Linked DNA regions of Mus musculus: region 1 is linked to region 2. Evidence: chromatin contacts called from ENCODE Hi-C or POLR2A ChIA-PET data. All regions are on one chromosome and are shown on one strand. The core of a region is the stretch at or near the end of the contact, and the rest is flanking DNA. Distances in the headings are between cores, read along the strand shown.

The links. Hi-C counts contacts between places; a loop is a spot of excess contacts on that map. ChIA-PET counts read pairs that join two places held with the same protein, here RNA polymerase II (POLR2A).
Region 1: a map of heart shows a loop between it and region 2 (2.6-fold over the local background). The contact joins the promoter of Adrm1 here to the promoter of Taf4 in region 2. A Hi-C loop is called at or near these places in 1 of 37 maps with a recorded cell type or tissue (heart). POLR2A ChIA-PET finds 5 or more read pairs at or near these places in 1 of 5 experiments (embryonic stem cell).

Annotation. Positions count from the first base shown.
Region 1 is chr2:180,169,741-180,176,027 of GRCm38, reverse strand. Adrm1 (adhesion regulating molecule 1) reads right to left here and starts at 4,440. Exons shown (of 10, transcript NM_019822.3): 1 at 4,340-4,440; 2 at 3,781-3,994; 3 at 3,056-3,172; 4 at 1,995-2,118; 5 at 1,633-1,719; 6 at 1,082-1,163; 7 at 636-868; 8 at 273-430; 9 at 72-174. The coding sequence starts at 3,993. Gm29886 (a long non-coding RNA gene) reads left to right here and starts at 4,778. Exons shown (of 4, transcript XR_867152.3): 1 at 4,778-4,862; 2 at 5,245-5,520.
Region 2 is chr2:179,974,266-179,980,178 of GRCm38, reverse strand. It overlaps Taf4 (TATA-box binding protein associated factor 4), which reads left to right and starts at 3,533. Exons shown (of 15, transcript NM_001081092.1): 1 at 3,533-4,766. The coding sequence starts at 3,533. It overlaps 4921531C22Rik (RIKEN cDNA 4921531C22 gene), which reads right to left and starts at 3,326. Exons shown (of 2, transcript NR_033782.1): 1 at 2,987-3,326; 2 at 1,166-2,730.

The DNA of each region.
Region 1 (6,287 bases), core at 3,191-5,690, 190 kb before region 2:
ACCCAGGCAGCCAGCCTCTAGCATTCCACAAACACAGGGTTGGCTCTGGCCGATGGGGGATCAGTACTCACCACCTTTGTTGGCGGCCTCAACAGCCTCTGCAGGAAGGCCGAACTGGCACATGAGAGGGCCAAGCTGTCCTGAGGCCAAGGCCGCACTGAACATACCCAGGGCCTGCAACAAGGAGCAGCCATGCAGACCTGGGTGCCGAAGGCACCAGACCCACCAAAGCTAAAAGACACAGGTACAGAGAGTGCCATGGACATCCATACCTGCTGGAACTGGGGCGAGGTTAATGTGTTCTGGATCTCATCTGCAGTCTGGGGCAGAGACTCCCCAGAGGGCAGGTAGGGCAGCAGGCGCTCCTGAACGTCTGCATTGGCAAGGATGGGAGCCATGATCTCTGGGGTCAGCACACTCGCCAGATCCACTAGGGCACAAGCAAGGTGGCCATCAGTGGCCTGATGCTAACCCAGGCACCCAGAGGGCAGGAGACTGGGAGCCTGTCCGCAGGGCAGCATGAGGTAGGCAGGTGTGGCTGGACGCCATGGACACCAGGCTCCACATCTCCAGGAGTCATGGAGTTTATGGTCAGCAGTCCTTCACCCTGTGAGCACCCACCCACAGCTCTTTACCTTGCTGGCTGCCTCCTGGCCCTGCCGGCACGTTCATAGTGGCCAGAATGCTCTGGAGGTCGCTCAGCTGGATGGGCTGGGTCGGGCTGGCTGCTGTGCTGGTTCCATTACCTGAGCTGGGTGCGGGGCTTGGGCTGGTTGCCGAGGCAGCTGCTGGGGCAGAAGGGGCTGGGGTGGCGCGAGCGGAAGAGGTGGAGGAGGATGGGGTGACGGCTGCCGACTGGCTCCGGGAGCTGGGGAAAGTGAGCAAGGGCTGGAGCAGCTAGGCCCACCATGCTTCAGGGCTACTTACTCCTCAGGTCTGCAGGCCCACCTCCCCAGGCAACAAGTTGAGGTAACGGGGACCCTCTACCCTATCTCCTGAGTGAGTTCAGAAAAGGAGAAGGTGCTGGCTGGTGCTAGGTAGTGCCTGGTATTCATGTCAGGCATTGGGGGATGGAGCTCACCTGGATGAAGAGCTGCTGGCTGGAGGTCCACTGCTCCCCAGCAAGCTGGCCAGGCCTGGCCCAGTGAGGGCCCCAAGTCCACCTACAGAAATAAAGAAATGTGTGCTAGATACACCCTCCAGCCCACTTGAGAAGACACTAACCCATGTCCACCAGTAAGAGAAGCTACATATTCCAATACCAACACCAAGGGATGAACAGGGAGGGTTAGGTAGCCACAAGAGGCTGTAGTGACCACGCCATACTAGTCTGCATTCTAAAAGCTATTCTACTGAGTTAGGTCATTTCCACCCCACCCACACTCATACTCACGAACAGGCCAATCTCAGCCAGAACAGTGCCTTCTAAGTAACTGTACCACTTGTGCTGTACCCCAGGTAAACTCCATATACACATGCTAGACCAGGCCCTCTCCACCCACCCAGCAGACAAGCACCTTCCAAAGGAGCGGCACAGGGAACACACAGACATGGCTGAGAGAAAACCCCGGGTCTGCAAGCAAGCACTGAAAGGGCACCTATGGGAGGGAGCCAGGGACAGCGGGGCATTACCCAGTCCTCCCAGGCCGGCTGGTCCGATGAGCTGCATAAGCTGGCTGTGACTCATGTTCCCCAACAGGCTCTGCAGGCCACCCTCACCTGGTAAACACAGGAATCAGACATGGGCCTGCTGTGGTGGCCTTGGCCAGGACCTAGACCCTTGTGAGCACTGCACTCTATGGCAGATGCTTGGCCTTGGCCCTACCCAAGAACCACTGAGGGAGTAACAGCCTCTGGAAGGAGGCAGCAGGGAGCAGGTGAGCTCTGTGTAGATGGGAGGAAAGAAAGAACCAGAACTTATCAAGCAGGCTCTGCCTCACAGTGTCCCCAGTCACTGAAGGACAATGCCCCACGCAGGTCTAGGTGATAATTACCGCCCAGTGCTGAAAGCTCATGGCCACTACTCCCACTTGCTCCCAGTGACCCAGGCATGGGGGGGTTGTTCAGACACTCGTTGACTTTCCGGCAGTGCTCCTCATCTTGGTCAGTCTTGGGCTCCTGCCAGAGAGCATATGCAAAGAGCCAAAGCTGAGCAGTCTGCACAAGGAGCGGCTCCCTGCACCCATGTGGCCAGCTAGCCTCAATCAGCGCGCGCACACAGTGACTGGAGAGGCAGCACTACAAATGTGACAGCACAGCTCAATAGGACAGCAATGGCAACAGTGAGAAGGCCCCAGAGCCAATGATCACAATGCAAGACTGCAGTGCCTTCACTGTATGGCTCCTGGTGAGCCGTGCAGGGAACGAACTGATCCCCACCACCAGGCAAAGGGGCCACACCCCTTGTCCTCTCTGTGTTCTAGATCCTTGTGCTCAGGTGACCAGAACCCAGGCTGAGAGGAAGCCCCTCCCCTCCTGGTACTTTGCAGACAAATAGCTGCTTGTTGCCCCCTTTCACAGGATGACAATGGTAATGGCTGTGTACCCCACCCTTGAACATACCCCAAGTCTAGCCCTGACTCCAGACTGGACCCACATACCCAAGAGAGAGCCCATGTCCCATACCACAGCAGAACCACATTAACAGTATAAGAAACACAAATATGCCAATGGTCTCCAACAGGTGGCAGACTGTGGAGACTGCATTTGAGGGACACTGCAGATGTGGGTGAGATGCAGGAGCCATGACACTGAAGGGCCTCGCAACACACAGCACAGAAGAGCTTAAGTGGGGGACGTTCAACTGCTGAGAGAACAGAGGGCGTCACCTCTGGGAGCTAAAATTCGTGGCCATGGAGTAATGGAAGACCTGAGGCCCTGGAGCTGTGTGCCTACAGATAAGTCCACGAGCGGGGCTCCGGTGCCTAACCACCAGCTAGCCACCGTGGTAGGAACGCAGCCAGACCAGGCCCTCCAGGTCAGCACCTTCTAATGTGGGGAAAGTAACCCCAAGTGAATCACAAGGAAAGACAGAGTAGACCACTCTCCTGCTTACCTGCATCCAGAAGAAGAGCCGCTTGGACCCTGCCTTAAACTTGAGCACGTAGACCCTCCCACTGGGGCACTGAGGTACCCGCTTGAACTCACAGTCATCAGGAAAGATAATCAAGTCCTGGCGACACAAGGAGGACAGTCAGACGACAGATAGACAGAGGCACACAAGTGTGTACCACCAAGGCTTAGGTCCCTGAATATTTGCTGGACCCCAATAACAGGGTGGAGTCAAGAAGTCTCAGACCCCAGTGAAGACAAACAGAAGAGGGCCCAGACTGGAGGAATAGAAAAAGTGCTCTCTGAGGACCAGACGACTTAACAGAAACATTCTGGAACTGTGTTCCAAGAAGTAAAAGGTCAACCAACTCTGGCTAGCTGCTCCTAAGTGTAACAAAGAACAATGTACTTTGGGAGACAAAGAGCCCCAAGGAAAGCAGCCTCTTCAGAGCGCTAAACTACCCGAGGCTGTGGTGAGGGTCATATCTGCACACTCCTCCACAAGACTGGAAGTTTAAGGCCAGGGCTGAGGCCACCAGCCCACCCTATCACCCTGTCAGCAGGCTGTCTCTGCTAAAACCTTAAGAACCATGGTCACCACGGGGTGCATGGCTTCACAGAGTGACTGGAGCACTCTGCCAACCTTGGGACCCCTACACTAATCTATGGAAGATGAAGCCATATTCCCTGCTCTTGCCCCGCTGGCCTGTTCTGGCTACAGGCACTCACATCCTCCACGGTCCCAGAGGTCCTGTCTTTCCAACAGAAGTGAATAAGGGAGTCGTCCGTCTGCTGGATGTACACGAGACCTTTCCGTTTATCTGGGGTGACCGTAGTTCCTTTTAATGACATTTTTCCTGCCCGGAACTCCACCAAATATTTGGTAGAAGACCCCCGAGAGCCGGGCACCAGGCTTGGGAACAGAGCGCCTGAAGTCGTCATCCTGAAAAAACAGAGCGAGGCCCGTCGTTCCGCGTCGCGTGCTCAATGTCCCACCCATACGCCGGTCGGCCCGCGACTGCCCGGGAGCGGGAGCGCGCCAGGCTGCGCAAGGCCAGGGCTGTGCGCAGGGCCGAGCGCAGCCCCGCGGAGCCCCTGCTCCCGCGACGTCACTGCCCGCCCGTGCGGAGGGAGCCTCGCTGCGTCCGGCCCCGGCGCGTCTGGGGCACCGGCGGCCGGCCCGGACTGACTCGGCCCCCCGGCTGCTGCCGCGTCCCGTCCTCCCGCCGCTCGACCCAGCCTGGAGCCGCGTGCGCCTAAGCCGCCGCTGCCGCCACCGGGCCCCTACCTGGCGGTGCTCACACTCGGCCTAGGGGCACCGTCCGGGCTCGCTCTTCCTCCTCGGCGCCTGCCGGGCCTCGCCGGAAGCCCGTGCTTGGCCCGCCCCGCCGCCGCTCTCGCCGCGGATTGAGTTCCGTCAGCCGCGCGGCCGGCCCCGACCAGGTCCCGATTGGCCCTGGTCACCGTCCATCGCATCCGGCCCGCCTCCGCGCCGGCGGCCTGTTTCCGGCGGAAGCGCGGGCCAGAGCGGCCCCTATTGTTGCTGTGTCATAGGGGAGCGGCGGTGGCCCCTGGCGGCAGCGCTGGGAACAGCGCCCCGGCCTCCACGACTCGCAGAAAGGGCCCCCGCGGGGCGGCGCTGCAGAGGTCGAGACCAGGGTGATGGGCACCGGACCGTACACCAACGTGCTCGTGGGGTTGAGCTGTGACACGTACCCTGGGACGGATGTCCGCTGTTACCCATCTAGTTCTGAATGGACCTGTCTCTCTCCACACCGCAGGGAGACAGCCTGTCTGATTTGCATTATTGGGTGAGCGAGGTGTCAGGGCCCAAGACATAAAATAGTCACATGGTTTAAAAGGTAGGAGGTAGTCTCTTGACACGAGAGCGAGGAAAGTGTCAGCTTCATGTCACTTTGTGCTAATTTGACATACATTATAGGAAAGTACAAGCGGCTGCTCAGGATGGGGGAGTGGAGGTGGGGTGGAGAAGGTAGCATGGGGTTGCTCAATGCTGTAAGAACAAGTTCACAGAGCACCGCGGATGGGTGGGGTCTAAGGGCTGCTTGTAGCTAGTCAGGTAGGGTGCCACCACCTTCCTGTAGGGCAGAGGTGCTCGCAGAATGTAAAGCCCAAGAGTCCTCACAGTTTCTTTTACACACCACTTCCATTTCTTTGCTTCCTCTATGACAGCTTTAAGGCCCCAGGCCCACCCTCCAGCCCTCTCCAGGGCCAAGCAGTGCTGAATTCTCTGGCATGCTCCACAAGTTACCATCTGTGTATATGTGAAACGTGTGCGGTCTTTTTCTGAAACAAAGGTGAAAAGTAGTTTTTCTCACTTACTACTGTCTGACGCCGACACCAACGTGTTCCAGGCCAGCCTGAGCTGGAGGGAGTCCCGCCTCTAAGATGCATTTCTGTCGCCACTGTGGCTCACTCGCTTTAGTTCCTGCTTGGAATTCTGATGCAGTAAGTTCTACATGCTTGCGTCTGTCATCTTTTTGTTGGACTCTGTCCTGTGTAGTTTCCTTTTTTTAAAAGTGTGTGTCACCCATGTGGCAGTCTAAGCACAACATTCAGTAACTTGCTTCTTTACACTCTGGGTTCCTGTGATCAGACTTGGGTTACCAGACTTGCCTGGCAAACAATGTTACCTGTTGAGTCATCTCGCTGGCCCAGTTTCCAGCTTTACTACAAAAACCTTTGAATTTCGTTAGGTGTGGTGGCTCATGCCTGATAATCCCAGCCCTGAAAAGGCTGAGGCAGGAGAACTGCCAAGTGTTCAAGACCAATTTAAAAGATTTAATTGGGACTGGGGAAATGCTTCCGTGGTTAAAAGCACTGGCAGCTCTTGCAGAGGCCCCCAGGTCTGATTTCCAGCACCCATATGGCAGCTCACAACTGTCTGGAACCTCAGTTCCATGAGACCGGATGCCCTCTTCTGGCCTGTGTGAGCACCAGGCACACACACACATTGTATAGACATGCATGTAGGCAAAACACACATAAAATGTTTTAAGTCATTCTTTAAAGATTTAATTAATTTGGGAGCAGTTTGGAAAATAGAGCTGTCACTTCACTGTTATGTTCATAAACTGAAAGTTTATCTTTGCTTGTTGTCATGCTGGCTATCCAACCCAGGGCCGAAACATTCCTGGTTAATTGCTTCACCCCCACCTGGGTGTGGTGGTGCACACCTTTAATTCCAGCACTCGGAGGCAGAGGCAGGCGGATCT
Region 2 (5,913 bases), core at 2,284-4,783:
AGCGACAGTGCACCTCGCAGGAGGTATGGCTGCCTTTTCCTGGGAAGTGAGGCTGATGATGAAACACTCGGGAGGTGGAGGCTCGGGAAGCCAAGTGCAGGCATGCTGACAGGCTGGGCTCCCTCATGCACTCTGAGTAAGCTCCTCTGAGCTGAACTGTAAACCCGGTCACACAGCTATAGTTAGTCCTTTGTGGGAGTCAGCCAAGAGAATGTTGTCATGAGTCATTCTGGAGTTTTATAGACAGCTGGCTCTGGAGACCGGGGTTAGTTTCAAAAGGAGAAGGCAGGAGGAGCAGACACCAGACCCATGATGTCCATTGACGTGTGGACAAAAGGATAGCTAACCTCAGCATGGGAAGAGTGCTACTAGTGCCCAGCAACCTTAGTGTCTGAGACTTGGCTTTATACCCTTACCAAGAGTGAGACCCAGCCACAAACTTAAGCCTTCTAACCTCAGTTCCTCTTTGGCCTTGCAGAGAGCACTCAATGCATTAGTCCTAAGACTGGTGGCCACCCAAGCCTGGTCTCAAGCAAAGGAGTTGCAGTTGTAATGTGTTAAAAACTTTTCAAAGTGATCTTGGAATTTGGTAGGTCCCAAATCCAGGAACTGGTATCACTAGAAGATGAGAGGTACCAGCTATGTGAAAGGCTGACAGGATGGAATGAGCCTATCAAGGCTAGCATGTGCAACACAAGATGCTCTGTCAAAACAAAATAAAGGAGAGACCATAGCCAGGTGAGTCCAGAGATGGCTGAAGCTACCACAAGGTAAGGGTGCCTGACACAATCACCCAGAAAGCAGGAACCAGTTTGAGGTCTCCAGCTACCATCTAGTGTGCACTCTTGCCTGTGTCTCTGTCTGTCTGTCTGTCTGTCTCTCTGTGGTGCGTGCATGTATGCATGGAGGTTAGAGGTCAGCATCAGGTATACAGGTGTATTCCTCAATCATTCTTATTTTTTGAGACAGGATATTTCACTACACTTTCTGGGCCAGTGAGACCCAGGAATACTGTGATCCCCACCTCCCCATAGCTGGGATTACAGATGCATGCTGCTATACCCAGTGTTTTCATGTGGGTACTGGGATTCAACTCATATCCTATCATTTCACCAAGCGAGCCATCTCCTTATCCCTCCGCTTTGCCTTTTTTTTTTTTTTTTTTAATTAAACATCTTGTGCTGGTGAAATGGTTAAGCAGATAAAAGTAGTTGCCATATTAGCCTGATAAAAATTTGATCCCTTAAACCTATGGTGGCAGGAACCTACTTGCAAAAGGTTGTCCCCTGTTTCTACAAAATGGGTGTTTTATTTATACTTTATATTTAATGATTCTTCCTTTTCTCTTTTAATGCTAGTTCAAACTATGAAAGTCATAATGGCCTATGGCAATGTATCAAAGGGAGAGACAATTTAAAGAAAATTTGTTCTTCAGTCTCCAGAGTGACAAAGGTTAAGGCTTTAATAGTGTCTACTGCCCCTTGCATATAGATTTTGAGGAGGGGAGGAGACTTTTTAGCTCCACCCACTTCAGTCTTAAGAGCTCTGCACTTGAAAACAGCTACCTGAAAGATGTGTGGCTCCCACACTGGGCTCTGCAGCAAGGAATGAAGGGACTGGTGGGCACAGACCCTAAACCCTGCACCTGTAACTTAAGTCTTGGTGGCTCAGGGGCTGTGTCATTAGCAGATGCTTAAGAATGGAAGGAGGCTGTGTACCGTGGTACCAAGAGGCCTGTGAGCTCCAGAGCCTGGGCTTTGCTATGGCTCTCATTGTTGTGCTCCCTGTCACCTAATGGCTTCGGGGTACAGGCTACTGTACACCTAACTGGTGGGTCCCATTAACCGGCATCAAGAGGATTAGCAAGAACCTTCTGATCCTTTGGTCCACTTTAAAATCTTCAAACCATTATCAAGAGTAAAGAATTCTGTGACTTGTGGCTGGGGGCTGTGACTAAGTAGTGTCCCACTCACTCAGGATGATGCTCTTGGCCCTGAACGTGTTCTCCTGTGTCAAAAGAAGACTCGTGGGTTTTATTTACAACTGTGAATTTCTGTTCCTTCTAGTGTGTGTCAAGCCTATACTGGCTTCTAGCACCCAACCTGCTTCCTCATTGTCTCTTTCTTTTTACTGGCTTTCCAAATCTGGAGGCTGATGTTCAAGAACAAAATTTCTGTTATTTAAGGATTCCCAAGCACACTTTGCAAGTGAGGGCACTGTGGGGTTTGTTTGTTTGTTTTGTTTTTTGGCTTCAAGGCGCACAGTTCCTTAGGTAGACTATTGCTTAGAGGACAGCTGGGGTAGGGTGGGGTTTGTATAGTAGTTATATAACTCATTTAGTTTAAAAGGCTGGGACAGGATCAGCACACAGGCTGAGAGTTTATACTCTGCTTTTGAGAGAATAGTTCTCACCTCACCTTTTTGATACAGGGCCCCACAAGACCCCCAGGCTGGCCTCCAACTAAATGCATAACAAAGGTTGAACTCCTTTTCCTCCTGCCTTCATCTTCCGAGTGCATGGAGGGTGTGTGTGGGTAGTAAAAGCTGGTGGGAAGAGTCTCTTTCAAGGCACGAAAGGAAAAAAAAAAAATTACAGTGTCAAATTCCTCATTCCCCAGTGCTGGATCTGTGCAGACCGTGGCAAGTCTCTTCAGAGGTGACGATGATTCTAGGAAGGTCAGTTGCGTTGAGGTCCCCAACAAGCTTTGCCATCTGGAATTTGTTTTCGGCCTTTTCAAAAAAAAAAAAAAAAAAAAGGAAAGACGAAATCCATAGCGATGTCCAATAAGACGGCCTTTTGGTTAAGAAAACACCCAGAAAGAAAGGGGAGAAATGGTAACGAAAATGTTCCTACAAAGTGCCAGCAAGCATCAGTTTAGAGGATTTACAACCAACCCCCCCCTCCCCCACGAGAAAAGTAAATAAAGAACAAATCAGCTTCCGGATGTCCAGCTTCGTCCGGGGTGTGCACGGCCCTCGTACTAACCGCTGTAAGTCAGGGGAGCTGACCCGTCGTGTCCGCGGCGTCCTCTGCGCACCTCTCCGCCCCGAAAGCGCCTTCGTGCCAGGACTCCTGCTCCTCTCTGACCGCCGGGGCCCCGGGAGCGCCCGCGCAGCTGTCACCGCCCGCCCTGGCCGCAGCCATTTTGGAAGGGTGCAGACAAAGGGCGAACCCCGCAGCCGGCTGCCGCGACCCACCCGGCGCCTAGAGCCGCCGCTCTCCCGGCCCCGCTGCCATTCCCACCAGCGCTCCAACAGCCGACCAGCACCCAGCGCCTAGCCTGCTCCCCGGCCTCTGGCGCTCGCAGCCATTGGCCGCGTCTTTTAAGAGCCCGCCGCAGCCAATCGGAGGCCACAGGGGCGCGGGCGTGGGCGGTGCGTGTCGGCGCGCCTGCGCAGTGGGCCGCCCCTCCCCCCTCCCTGCGCGCCGCGCCCCCGCCCGCCCCGCGCACCGCCCCCCGCCCCGCTGGAACCTCCTCCTGCCCAGGCGCGCTCGGCCGAGCGGCGGCGGCGGCGGCGGCGAGGAGGAAAGATGGCGGCGGGCTCGGATCTGCTGGACGAGGTCTTCTTCAACAGCGAGGTGGACGAGAAAGTGGTGAGCGATCTGGTGGGCTCGCTCGAGTCGCAGCTGGCGGCCAGCGCGGCCCACCACCACCACCTCGCGCCGCGCACGCCCGAGCTGCGGGCCGCGGCCGCCGGCGCGCTCGGGAACCATGTTGTGAGCGGCAGCCCGGCCGGAGCCGCGGGCGCAGGGCCGGCCGCCTCCGCCGAGGGCGCGCCCGCAGCGGCGCCGGAGCCGCCCCCCGCAGGTAGAGCGCGGCCGGCGGGTGGGGGCCCGCGGCGCCCGGGCTCCAGCTCACCGCGCCGCTTGCTTGTCCCCGCAGGGCCCGCGCCGGCGCCCGCCAAGCTGAGGCCGCTGCCCGAGGCCAGCGCGGGGCCCTGCCCCGCCGCCGCTGCCGCTGCCGCCGCCACCGCCGCCGCCGTCGCGGGGCCGGATCCCGCCGCCGCCGCCCCACCCGCCGGCCCCGGCGCCTCCAAGCCCGGCCCGCCTGGCCCGCCCGGCCCCGGCGCCGCGCAAACTTTGAATGGGAGCGCCGCGCCGCCCACCGCGCCGCACGCCGCACCTGCTGTCAGCCCGGTCAACAACGGGCCCGCGCCGCCGCCCGCCGCCGGCTCTGTCATCCAGGCGGCCCCCGCGCCCGCCGCGCCCTCGCCGCCCGCCGCGCCCGCGCCCGCCGCGCCCCCGCCGCCCGCGCCCCCAGCGCCTGTCGCGCCAGCCCGGCCGCCCGGGCACCCCGCCGCGCCCGCGCCCCCCGTGTCACCCGCTGCCGCTGCCGCCGCCGCCGCCGCTGCCGCCGCCGCGCAGAACGGGGCCGCTCCTGCCCCCGCCGCGGCCTCCGGGGGCGCCGCGGGGTTGGGCCAGCCGGGCGCGGGCGCGCAGGGGGCCAAGGCCGAGGCGCCCAAGCCCGGACCGGGGCCCGGGCCGGGGCCGGCGGCGGCGGCGGCGGCGGCGGGGGTCGCGGGCGGGGGCGCGGCGGGCAGTGTGCTGCTCGGGCCCGCCATGCCGGGCGCGCTGCCGGGGCCTGCGCCCGGGACCCCCGCGGGGCTGGCGAAGGGTGCGGCCGCGGCGACCCCCAGCCTGCCTCGGACGCCGGCGGCCACCACCGGCGCTATCCGGGCCACGCTGACGCCCACCGTGCTGGCCCCGCGCCTGCCGCAGCCGCCGCAGAACCCGACCAACATCCAGAACTTCCAGCTGCCCCCAGGTGAGTGGCAGCGCGCGGCGGGAGGCCGAGGGCGGGTGCACCAGGCTGCCCTGGCGTTCCAGGAAGTTCTGGGCTGCATTCTGGGACCGTGCCCTAGTCGGGTGGCCCGAGAGGCCGAGGGGCGGCCCCTGCCCAGGTGACCTGCCAGTTTTGAGGGCGTCCCAGTCCTGGAGCTCCCAGATCCCTCGGGGAACTCTGCTGTCCCATTCGGATGCTCTGGGCTACCACCGTATAGCCGAGGGGCCCTTCTCTCTCCTTCCTCAGGTGAGGTCAAGAGAGGGCGAACCGACTACTCACGGGCATGCTAATGAAGTCTGTGGAAGGCGGCATGGGCTTTCCTGTTGCCAGGGAAGCCGGTTGGGGACTCCATGCTGGGAGCAGGCGTTTAGTGGTCATCAGTGCCTGAAAGTGGACCCTGGGTGTTTTTTGTTGTTGCCATCCCTGGAGGTCAGTAGGACACTTAGTGCGTAGGGGTCTGCGGATGCAGGAGATCATGGTGATGTGGATTCTGGGACACAGGAGCTGTCTCGGCTCTTGCAGATTCCACACATGTTCTGACTCTGTTGTCCTCGAATTCCTAAGGGTCCCTTGGGTTTGTCGAGTGGCTCCTTTCCTCGCTTGTAGCCTGCTTTTGTTTGAGAGTCCTCTGCAGGAGTGTTCCCACAGAACCCTGGGCCGGAGCAAGCCCTGTGCGCTCCTCCGGTATTACACGGTGACATGTGCAAGCAGTAGTAGCAGCGCCGCCCGCCCGCCCGCCCGCCGCGGTGGCAGTAGTAGAGAATTAGAAAACATGCTGCTACTGTGTCCTCTCCTGTTTTCTTAAAAGTGGTTTGGGTCACGTTGAAAGACCTACAGCATCTTTAGAATTGGGTTTTGCTGTGGAAGTCAATGAGGATTGGGAAGGCTCATCAAAGGTCCAGAGATACCTGCCCTATCTATGGGGATATAGGACCCAGAAGTGTTTGAGAGGTTGCAGGGGCTGCCATGCTCTGAGGAGGCGCTGGGTGTGACATAAGGCCTAGGAACTGCAGATGTCTCTTGCCACACATCTGGGGTTTGCTGAGAAGTGAGCAGGGTGTGTGTGTGTGTGTGGGGTGGCTGTGTGTGTGTGTGTTTTGTGTGTGAAATTGAAATGCCTTGTTCATTA